Linked DNA regions of Homo sapiens: region 1 is linked to region 2. Evidence: chromatin loops called from intact Hi-C (ENCODE). Cell type or tissue: PC-9. All regions are shown on one strand. Links, peaks and the distances in the headings refer to the core of each region. The heading gives the core; the rest is flanking DNA.

Evidence for each region. Peaks named below come from ENCODE experiments on the same cell type or tissue, not always from the same donor. Only the 100,000 strongest peaks of a DNase experiment are listed, where the experiment ranks them.
Region 1: a loop joins it to region 2, with 2.7 times the contacts of the local background. A loop is called at or near these places in 1 of 110 quality-filtered maps.

What each region holds. Positions count from the first base shown.
Region 1 is chr19:39,034,348-39,042,197 of GRCh38, reverse strand. No RefSeq gene overlaps it. Among named protein-coding and RNA genes, the nearest start is that of FBXO27, 5.7 kb to the right of the region's middle. In PC-9, for the core only: a CTCF peak has its summit at 3,915; no DNase peak of the experiment used is centred there.
Region 2 is chr19:38,837,303-38,841,302 of GRCh38, reverse strand. It overlaps HNRNPL (heterogeneous nuclear ribonucleoprotein L), which reads left to right. Exons shown (of 13, transcript NM_001533.3): 7 at 744-815; 8 at 927-1,207; 9 at 2,288-2,409; 10 at 2,705-2,906; 11 at 3,652-3,709; 12 at 3,824-3,919. LOC124904712 (a long non-coding RNA gene) reads right to left here. Exons shown (of 2, transcript XR_007067252.1): 2 at 1,452-4,000. Among named protein-coding and RNA genes, the nearest start is that of ECH1, 7.5 kb to the right of the region's middle. In PC-9, for the core only: CTCF peaks have their summits at 2,207 and 2,409; DNase peaks (open chromatin) are centred at 2,562 and 3,482; H3K4me3 peaks cover 1,610 bases; H3K27ac peaks cover 3,362 bases.

The DNA of each region.
Region 1 (7,850 bases), core at 2,148-6,147, 200 kb before region 2:
GTAACCACAGCACTCTGGGAGGCCAAGGTGAGTGGATCATCTGAGGTCAGGAGCTCGAGACCAGCCTGGCCAACATGGTGAAACCCTGTCTCTACTAAAAATACAAAAAAAAAAAAAAATTAGCTGGGCATGGTGGTGCACACCAGTGATCCCAGCACTCGGGAGGCTAAGGCAGGACAATCACTTGAACCTGGGAGGCAGAGGTTGCAGTGAGCTGAGATCGTGCCACTGCACTCCAGCCTGGGCAACAGAGTGAAACTTGGTCTCAATAAATAAATTAATTAATTAATTAATTAAAATAAAATATGACACTTCAGTCAAAGCCTTGGTGATATAGCCAGTGTTTTCTATTATATCTTGCTTATAAAGAAAGGGCAGACTTTTTCTGAACTTATGTAAATAAAAATAAGAATACTCACGAAGAGTTTCCAGATTTTGGAGGAATCAAGTGAGGAGAAAAAGCAAATGCTTTCACCTTTTGTTGTTGTTGCTGTTGTTTTTGGAGGAGTCTGGCTCTATCACCTGTTACCCAGGCTGTAGTGCAATGGCAAAGTCTTGGCTCACTGCAACCTCTGTCTCCTGGGTTCAAGCAATTCTCCTGCCTCAGCCTCCCAAGTAGCTGGGATTACAGGTGTGTCCCACCATGCCTGGCTCATTTTTGTATTTTTAATAGGGACAGGGTTTCACCATGTTGGCCAGGTTGGTCTCGAACTCCTGACCTCAAGTGATCTGCCTGCCTCGGCCTCCCAAAGTGCTGGGATTACAGCCATGAGCCACCACGCCTGGCCAAGACCTGATGGTTTTATAAGGGGCTTTTCCCCTTTTGCTCAGCACTTCTCTCTCCTGCTGCCCTGTGAAGAGGGGCATGTTGATTCCCCTTTTGCCATGATTGTAAGTTTCTTGAGGCCTGCCCAGCCATGCTGAAGAACTGTGAGTCAATTAAACCTCTTTCCTTTATAAATTATCCAGTCTTGGGTATTTATTCATAGCAACTTGAGAACGGACTAATACAGTAACCTTAAATTTTAGTGAAAACCTGGGAAGCAAGAAATATTGCATTGCCTGTCACATATGAGTATTTTATAAACGAAAATCATTTAATAACTTTACAAACATGTTTTCCCATAATTTTCGTGTATTAATAGACTCCAAAATATTTAGTTTTTATAATTATAAGAAGCCAGCTGGAGCTGGGCATGGTGGCTCATGCCTGTAATCCCAGCACTTTGGGAGGCTGAGGTGAGTGGGTCACTTGAGGTCAGGAGTTTGAGACCACTCTGGCCAACATGGTGAAACCGCATCTCTACTAAAAATACGAAAATTAGCCCAGCACGGTGGTGGGTGCCTATAATCCCAGCTACTTGGGAGGCTGAGGCAGGAAAATCTCTTGAACCCAGGAGGTAGAGGTTGTAGTGAGCTGAGATCATGCCACTGAACTCCAGCCTGGGAGACAGAGCGAGTCTCCATCACAAGAAAAAGAAGAAGAAGAGAAAAAGAAGCTAGCTGGGCACAGTGACTCATGCCTATATCCTAGCAATTTAGAAGGCCAAAGCAGACAGAACACTTGAGCCCAGGAGTTCAAGACCAGCCTGGGCAACATAGCAAAACTTTGTCTCTGCAAAAAATAAAAAACTTAGCTAGGCATGGTGGTGCACACCTATAGTTCCAGGTACTTGGGAGGCTCAGCTGGAGGATCACCTGAGCCCAGGGAGATTGAGGCTGCAGTGTGAACCTAATTAACAAACAGAGAGAGGTTCTATAAAAGAAGAGATGTTTGCACCAGGCACGTTGGCTCACACCTGTAATCCCAGCACTTTGGGAGGCTGAGGTGGGCGGATCACCTGAGGTCAGGAGTTCAAGACTAGCCTGATCAACATGGTGAAATCCCATCTCTACTAAAAATACAAAAAAAAATAGTTGGGTGTGGTGGTGGGCGCCTGTAATCCCAGCCACTCAGGAGGCCAAGGCAGGAGAATCACTTGAACTGGGGAGGCAAAGGTTGCAGTGAGCCGAGATTGCGCCACTGCACTCCAGCCTGGGCAACAGAGCCAGATTCCATCTCAAAAAAAAAGAGAGAAAAGATGTTTGTTTGGGAATACAGCACTGCAATGAGAATCTGCATGCCATAGTGAACTATGTGCAGATTCAGGAAGGTAAAGGAAGACAAAGGCTCTTACAAGAAAAAATGAGGAGTACATAATTGTTTTGAAATAATTATCCTTGACTACAAAGATCAAAATCGAGGGTGATGCCCGTTCGAGGTCAGACAGGCAGCTCTTCCACGGAGGGCTTTGTAGAACCATTTTTTGTGTAAAGTTGTAATGCCCTTTGGGCAAGTTTATGGTTTCTGTAGAGTCTTTTGTAATCATTTTTGTTATCAGGCGTATAAACATGAGAACTCTGTCTTTATGGCGTTCCCTGGCTCTATTTGTCAAGGTTTTCTTTTTCTTTTTTTTTTTTGAGATGGAGTCTTGCTCTGTCAACCAGGCTGGAGTGCAGTGTGACGCCATCTCGGCTTACTGTAACCTCCATCTCCTGGGTTCAAGCGATTCTCCTGTCTCAGCCTCCTGAGTAGCTGGGACTACAGGTGTGCACCACCATGCCTGGCTAATTTTTGTATGTTTAGTAGAGATGGGGTTTCGCCATGTTGGCCAGGCTGGTCTCAAACTCCTGACCTCAAATGATCCACCTCCCCTTCAGCCTCCCAAAGTGCTGGGAATAAGGCATGAGCCACTACGCCCGGCCTACCCAGGAAAGAATTCAAGGGCAATCCAGAGGTAGAAGAAACAGCTTTATTGAAGTGGCAGTGTCACAGCTCGGTGGTCGCTACTGCAGAGCAGGGCTATTCATAGGCAGGCAGTAGCAGCCCAGGGCAGTTCCACAGTCATATTTATACCCACTTTTAATTTTGCATGCAGATTAAGGGGCGTTTCATGCAGAAATTTCTAGGGAAGGAGGAGTAATCATTGGGTCATTGCTGTGGAAAGGGGCAGTAACTCGTGGTGTTGCCATGGCGATAGTAAATTGACATGGCACACTGGTGGGCCTGTCTCATAGAAAGCCGTTTCCGGCTGAGCGCAGTGGCTCACACCTGTAATCCCAGCACTTTGGGAGGCCCAGGTGAGTGGATCACCTGAGGTCTGGAGTTCGAGACCAGCCTGGCCAACATGGTGAAACCCCGTCTCTACTAAAAATACAAAATTAGGCAGGTGTGGTGGGGTGCGCCTGTAATCCCAGCTACTCGGGAGGCTGAGGCAGGAGAATCGCTTGCACCTGGGAGGCAGAGGTTGGAGTGAGCTGAGCTTGTACCACTGCACTCCAGCCTGGCCGACAGAGCAAGACTCTGTCTTAATAATAATAATAATAATAATAATAATAATAATAATAATAATAATAGAAAGCTGGCCGGGCGCCGTGGCTCGCGCCTGTAATCCCATAACTTTGGGAGGCTGAGGCGGGCGAATTGCGAGGTCAGGAGATGGAGACCATCCTGGCTAACACGGTGAAACCCAGTCTCTACTAAAAACACAAAAAATTAGCCGAGCGTGGTGGCACATGACTGTAGTCCCAGCTACTCGAGGGGCTGAGGTAGGAAAATCGCTTGAACCTGGGAGGCGGAGGTTGCAGTGAGCCGACCAACTCCAGCCCGGCAACAGAGCGAGACTCCATCTCAAATAAATAAATAAATACATAAATAAATAAAACTGCTTCCCACCCTCCTGCTGTCCTCCACCGCCCTGTTCTACCAAGTCCTCAGTCTGATCTGGTGTCCAAGCCACGCCTCTGGAGTCGAGTCCCGCCTCCTACCTCACTCTAATCCTGTTAACAATGGCCTCCAGGGAGAGCTGTAGTCCAGAAAGCCGCATTGGTGGAACCTCTAACACCCTTGGAATTAGTCGTGCAGCCCACTTCTCTGTTCCCGGAGGTCCATGACATTTCTACTTCTGCAAACTGGACCAGCAGGACTTTCCCCAGCTTCCCACCCACACCCCTAGCAGAGAGAGAAGACTGCAGCCCCCACTCACGTTTGCTTTGCATCAGTGTTGCTCAACCTCATCAGAGCCAGTGCTCCCGATGTATAGCAAATAATTTCTTACCTTGAAATGAAACACTTAGATAATAAAACCTAGCTCCAAAATGCCCTAACTATAAGGTAAAGGGGAAATAAAAGGAGAGAAATTTAAGTTAGCAGAGCCTGGTGGCGTGTGCCTGCAATCCCAGCTACTCGGGAGGCTGAGGAAGGAGAATCACTTGAAGCCAGGAGGCGGAGGTTGCAGTGAGCCGAGATCGTGCCACTGCACTCCAGCCTGGGCAACAGAACGAGACTCCATCTCAAAAAAAAAAAAATGTGTATCAACATGCAAGGGATGTTTGGCTTGATTCCTGTAAGATTCAGCTACTCAATGCTTCGTCCTGGGAGCATAGGCTTTGGCATCTTCTGGGAGTTTGTTACAAATGTGGGCCTGATGATTTGGAATCCCCAGGGGGTTTGGTATATCTCTAGAACATTTCCCCCTCTGTGTGGAGTCTCTGAAGCAACAGCTCCATAAAACCCACAGCTGGCCCTCCTGAATTAAGAGATTTCCTGGTTTGCTGAACTGAAGAACAACTCTGCTTTATCCATTACAAGGAAGGTAATTTTGAAAGTGCCAATCCGTTTTTTTGTTCTCTGTTTCTGCTTTCCTCAGCCCTTTTCTGGCTATAAAGTATAGGGACAAGGCCAGTGTGATGGCTCACACCTGTAATCCCAGCACTTTGGGAGACCAAGGCAGGAGGATCACTTGAGGCCAAGAGTTTGAGATGAGACTGGATGGACATTGTAGCAAGACCCCATCTCTGCAAAAAAAATTTTAAAATTACCCAGACATGGTGGGACTATAGCTGTGCCTATAATCCCATGTATTCGAGAGGCTGAGATGGGAGGATCACTTGAGGCTGGGAGGTCACAGCTGCAGTGACCTGACTCATGCCTGCAATCCCAGCACTTTGAGAGGCTGAGGTGGGAGGATGGCTTGAGCCTGGGAGGTCAAGTCTGCAGTGAGCCAGGATCACACCACTGCACTCCAAACTGGGTGACAGAGTGAGACTTCATCTCAAAAGAACTTTATAAAATTTTTAACAAGTGAAGGGACAAGTGAAACTTTCCATCCACCGTCTCTGAAGGCTTGATAATTTGAGTCTCTGAAATAAACTTGACAGTAGACAAATGAACTAGAGAAAAGGCACACAAATCCATTATGTGCACACACAGAGAAACCCCACAAAGTATGAGATTCAAAGAAGGTCCAGATGGTTGAAGCTTAAATAGCATTTTGAGATACAGAAATAGATAGGGGCTAGGAGGCTTCTGGACCATGGTGGTGACAAGCTAAGGTAGGGTGAAGGGCAGAACTGCACTAAGAACAAAGGTCATCTTATTTGCAGATAAAGTCTCTCAGGTAGCAGCCCTCAGAGAGATGGGTGAATCCTGTCTGGGTGTGGTGTCTTTGGGGTGGACACCAAGAGTCTTGCCCTTGGGAGGAGAACCAGGGACTGGAAAAGGACACTGACTTTTCAGTATCTGCCCTTTTGACCTACTTGGAATTTTTTTTTTTTTTTTTTTTTTTTTGAGATGGAGTCTTGCTCTGTCACCCAGGTTACAGTGCAGTGGCTCAATCTCAACTTACTCCAACCTCCGCTTCCCAGGTTTGAGCGATTCTCCTGCCTCAGCCTCCTGAGTAGCTGGGACTATAGGTGTGTGCCACCACACCCAGCTAATTTTTTTATTTTAAGTAGAGATGGGGTTTCACCACGTTGGCCAGGCTGGTCTCGAACTCCTGACCTCAAGTGATCTGCCTGCCTCGGCCTCCAAAAGTGCTGGGATTACAGGCATCAGCCACAGTCCCTGGCCAACCTACTCAAACTTTTTAAACCTTTTAACTGTTAAAAAAAAAATCAGGCCAGGTGCAGTGGTTCATGCCTGTAATCCCAGCACTTTGGGAGGCCAAGGCGGGAGGATCACCTGAGGTCAGGAGTTTGAGATCAAGCCATTGCATTCCAGCCTGGATGACAAAGTGAAAAAAGTTTTTAAAAAAGTCAAATACTTGAGTCATCATATCTCATTATCAACAAGATTCCCACTGCTTATATATTACATTAAAACTAATATATTAGTTTTAGTGGGCACAGTTGCTCATGCCTATAATCCCAGCACTTGGGGAGGTGGAGGCGAGAGGACCACTTGAGCTCAGGAGTTTGAGACCACCCTGGGCAACAGCAAGACCTTGTCTCTCCTTTAGTCCCAGCTACCCCAGAGGCTAAGGCAGGAGGATGGCTTGACTCCAGGAGTTTGAGGCTAAAGTGAGCTACGACAGAGTGAGACCTGGTCTCAAATATATATATATAAACAGTTTTTTTTAGACAAATTTTCACTCTTGTCGCCCAGGCTGGAGTGCAATGGTGGGATCTCAGCTCACTGCAACCTGTGCCTCCTGGGTTCAAGTGATTCTTCTGCCTTAGCCTCCTGAGTAGCTGGGACTACAAGTGCGCACCACCATGCCCACCTAATTTTTTTTTTTTTTTTTTTTGGTATTTTTAGTAGAGTTGGGGTTTCACCATATTGGCCAGGCTGGTCTCGAACTCCTGGCCTCGTGATCTGCCACCTCGGCCTCCCACAGTGCTGGGATTACAGGCATAAGCCACTGCACCTAGGTTTTTGTATTTTTAGTAGGGACGGAGTTTTACCATGTTGGTGAAGCTGGTCTCAAACACTTGACCTCAGGTGATCCACCTGCCTCGGCCTCCCAAAGTGTTGGGATACAGGTGTGAGCCACCGTGTCCAGTTGAAACAAAATTTTAAAAATGAAAATATACATATTGAGAAGAAATTAGACCAGCATAATAGTTCATCCATCTCTCCTAATTCAGGGTCTCCCTCTCCTATCCACCCAACCCAGCCTCGTTATGCCCCATTTCCCTTCTCTGCTCTAATTTTTCACAGCACTAATCACTTTTTAACACACACACACTTATTATGTTTACTGTTCATCATGACAGAAGCACATTACAGGCTAGTTTGAAGTGTATACACTAATACAACCGTTTCATTCTTTTTTTTACTTGTTTTCTTTTTCTTTTTCTTTTTTTTTTTTTTTTTTTTTTGAGACAGGGTCTCGATGTGTAGCCCAGGCTGAAGTGCAGTGGCATGATCACAGCTCACTGCAGCCTCAACCTCCCAGGCTCAAGCCATCCTCCCACCTCAGCCTCCCAAGTAGCTGAGACTACAGGTGCACACCACTATTTGCAGCTACTTTTTAAATTTTTTGTAGAGACGGGGTTTCACTGTGTTGCCAGCGCTGGTCTCAAACTCCTGGGCTCAAGAGATCCTCCTGCCTCGGCCTCCCAAAGTGCTGGGATTACAGGTGTGAGCCCCCATGCCAGGACCCATTTAATTCTTTTCTGCATTTGTGGAGAGGATTCTAAGAGGGTCAAAAGGAGGTTTTATTTATTTTATTTATTTAAGACAGCTTCTCACTCTGTCGCCTAGGCTGGAGTGCAGTGGTGAGGTCTCAGCTCACTGCAACCTCTGCCTCCCTTGTTGAAGTGATTCTCATGCCTCAGCTTCCCGAGTAGCTGGGATCACAGGCATGCGCCACCATGCCCGGCTAATTTTTGTATTTTCAGTAGAGACGGAGTTTCGCCATTTTGGCCAGGCTGGTCTCACACTCCTGACCTCAAGTGATCCGCCTGCCTCAGCCTCCCAAAGTTCTGGGATTACAGGCGTGAGCCATCATGCCCGGCCTGGAGGTTTTATATTTAATTATTTCCCTGATACTACGTAATTTGCTCATTATGCCAACTGTTTATCATGT
Region 2 (4,000 bases), core at 1-4,000:
TGAGGAATTTCAGAAGCTGTGATGTCTGTAAAGCGCTTAGCCCAGTGCCTGCCACTTAAGCGCTAAGTTAAAGGCAGTGATTACGAACTGCTGGGGTCGGGGTGGATCTGCGCCATTGCTGGGTGTGGGAATGTCGATGCCTTGTACATGATTGCTTATTTGAACTGATTCTGCTGTTGCCCTGCTTGTCAGCTACAGTCAGTCCCTCTTGGGCTGGCGGGACTGGGAGGGAGGGGGGACTGGGATTAAGAAAGAAGGGATCTAACAGAGACAGTCTGGAGCTCCTAGAACTTTGGGGGCTTTGGGGGTCAAACTTGCTTGCTTCCCTCTGGGGTTATTTTCCTCTTAATCTACTCTCCCTTCATTGGGAGTCACTTTAGAAAGCTGCTTTTGGCCCGCCATAATATATCAGCTTCTGTAGCAGCTGCACATTCCCCAGAGGGCCTGGGAGCTGGGCTTTCTCCCAGGGCCAGGGTAGGTGAGAGCACAGAATCTGGCCTTGTCCTTCACAGAACAAGGCCAGCCCTTTGGTATGAGCAGGGGAAGGAGAGTGGGCACCAGCTTTGAGGCTCGGGCTTCATGCCCGCCGTAGGTCAGATCACAAAAGGAGGCCCCACAGCCCTCGAGGAAGGGAGGGCTTGCAGTTGGCAGGAGCTGGGGGCTCAGATCAGCCTGTGCAGTCAGGAGGGAGGGAGAGACCCCAATTTCTGAGTGAGACTCCTAACTGTTTTCTCTCTCCACAGGTGACCCTGGCAGCAACCCCAACAAACGCCAGAGGCAGCCCCCTCTCCTGGGAGATCACCCCGCAGAATATGGTGAGGGCAGGGGGTTCCCCTCCGTGGACTCCCGTGGCTCATGTGCCCCTGCCCGCCGCCCGCCGTGCAAATTCTCACCCGTCCTCCCTCTCTTTCCTTCCCACCCCCCAGGAGGGCCCCACGGTGGGTACCACAGCCATTACCATGATGAGGGCTACGGGCCCCCCCCACCTCACTACGAAGGGAGAAGGATGGGTCCACCAGTGGGGGGTCACCGTCGGGGCCCAAGTCGCTACGGCCCCCAGTATGGGCACCCCCCACCCCCTCCCCCACCACCCGAGTATGGCCCTCACGCCGACAGCCCTGTGCTCATGGTCTATGGCTTGGATCAATCTAAGATGAACTGTGACCGAGTCTTCAATGTCTTCTGCTTATATGGCAATGTGGAGAAGGTGAGCTGCTGCCGGGCCCCCTGGGTTCCTCGCTGAGCCTCGTATCTTGCCAGTCAGCACGGGAAAGAACCAGGGGGGAGCCTGGTGTGGCGCTGGGCGGGCAGACGCCAATGAGTGACTCAGTGAGCTCAGGCAGCCTGCTTGCAGACGGGTTTTGTTTGGTCCTCACTGTATGTGGGTGTTGTGTTTTTGAATTACCAATGTTTAAAAAAAAGATTTTATCACATAAAAGTACTAATACCAGTACATGAACATAGAGATTTATAAAACATAAAAATGAATCCATTATAGTGAAACACCATCGTTTAAGGATTTCCTCCTGAAAACTTAAGACCTGGCAACACCGGGCCTTCTGCCTTCCCATGGGACAGTTGACTGGGGCTAGCGGTGGCTGAGTGTCTACCTGAGACCAGGCGGCATTTTGCTTAACATTAAACCCGTCTGGGTCTTGGGGGCCTTTGTGCAGCTCATGACTTGGCCCATTACTTAGAGTAGTTCGTAACACAGGTGAAGTGTTGTTAGTTACCAGGCACTGTTAAAGATGCTTTACATGTAGTGACCTGTGTAATTTCTCACATTAATCCTTAATGAGATGGACAGGGGAAGTGGAGGACGGGGCTTAAATAACGCGCCCAGGTTCACATAGCCTTTATGTGAAGCAGGACTCAGAGCCAGACTGCCTGGCTCCAGAGCCGGCACTGCTCTGTTGTAACCCAGCTGAAGGAGTATTTTACCTTGTGACTGTAGACACAGCCATCCATAGATCACACACGTCTGTGTGTAACAGACAAAATGGTGAAAATGGCTGATTTGATTTCTGATTCCTGTACAGTTTTCTGTCATGCTTCACTAAATGATTTACTGGTGGGTTATGTCCCACAGTTAAAAACATGGCCCAGGCTCTGCTTCTCACTATGGGTTGAGCACTTGGTGTGGGCCAGGCATGTTTTTCTAGTGGTCCCGATTAACTGTGAGGACATGGGAGGCCAGAGCAGGGGTTATTATCACTAACTTGGGAGGGGCAGGAGAGGGGACCCTGGCAGCTGGACAGAGGTGCTGACTGCAGCTACTCTCCCCAAGGTGAAATTCATGAAAAGCAAGCCGGGGGCCGCCATGGTGGAGATGGCTGATGGCTACGCTGTAGACCGGGCCATTACCCACCTCAACAACAACTTCATGTTTGGGCAGAAGCTGAATGTCTGGTAGGTGCTCAGGCTCGGGAGGGCAGCAGAGGTACAGGGGAGAGAAAAGGAGGGGAATGGGGCCCAGCAGAGGAGCACAGTGAGGCCGAGGTGTTGACTCACACAGAAATGGGATGTGGCAGGTGTGTTCCCAGACGTGTCTCTGACACCACAGGAGAAAGTGAGTCAGCCTTGCCTCAGGTGTAGAGCAATGCCCCAAGGCACACAGGGCAAGCTAAGCCTCTGGAGGCCACAGGGGAAAGCTTCAGGGACAACTTTGGGTATGACAAAGGCTCCCCTTTCTTCCTTGCTGCAGTGTCTCCAAGCAGCCAGCCATCATGCCTGGTCAGTCATACGGGTTGGAAGACGGGTCTTGCAGTTACAAAGACTTCAGTGAATCCCGGAACAATCGGTTCTCCACCCCAGAGCAGGCAGCCAAGAACCGCATCCAGCACCCCAGCAACGTGCTGCACTTCTTCAACGCCCCGCTGGAGGTGACCGAGGAGAACTTCTTTGAGGTGTGTGCCGTGGAGCTGCGCAGGCAGTCGGGTCCTTGCCACGGCCGTCTGAGTAGGCCATTCATTTCAGTCTTTTCTGCAAATAGCTGTTGAACTCCTGTCCTGCCTGGCCCTGGGTTGAGTGCTAGGGACACAGCAGAGGCCAGGACAGATAGGAATCTGTGCTCTCAAACTGGACAGGGTGAGAATGGCACCAAGTTTCTAGCAACACCATTTGCCGCGTTCCTTCCTTTTACATTTTTGGCAAGCAGGGCAACTGCTCGTTTGCTGGGAAAGCTGCTTCACAGGCCCAGTGATGAGGGCCCAATTTCACAAGAACCGCATTGGCGTAGGCTTCGGGTGCCATCACCCTGATACCATCAGAAGGTGGGGCCCTGTAAAGCTCAGTCAGGGGGAACTGAGGCAGCGGAAGGGAGGAGGAACTCAAGTGGATCTGGCTGTGGTCTGAAATGTTGACCTTGCATTCAGCAAACAGTGTTCAGCAAACAGCCGGGTGCAGATATCCACATAGCTGTTGAAGTTGGGAACGAAAAAGCAGCTTCCCAGTCTCAGGCAACTTAATAATTAAAGAGCATTGTTGCTGGCCTTTTTATGACACAGGGATGCCTTAGGGTATGTGATAAAATCTACAAGCCTTTTCTCCTGAAAACTTCAAGTACTGAGTCATGCAGGGCCTGGTCTGCTTGAATCCTGTGTGGCGGCCCTTTTGTTTCAGAGTTCATTTACTACCTGTTTTCTTTTGCAGATCTGCGATGAGCTGGGAGTGAAGCGGCCATCTTCTGTGAAAGTATTCTCAGGCAAAAGTGAGTCGAGTGTGCCCACCTCCTTGCCCTAATTGCATGGTGGTTGGTGGGCAGCTGCCTAGTTCCTATTGGGTGAGTCTAAAACCTTTACTTTTCCCCTTGGTTTGCAATCAGGTGAGCGCAGCTCCTCTGGACTGCTGGAGTGGGAATCCAAGAGCGATGCCCTGGAGACTCTGGGCTTCCTGAACCATTACCAGATGAAAAACCCAAGTGAGTATCTGTGTGTCCTGCAGGCATCAACCTGGTGACCTAATGGGTTGGCTGGCTTCAGGCCAGGGATGTCCTTCCTGC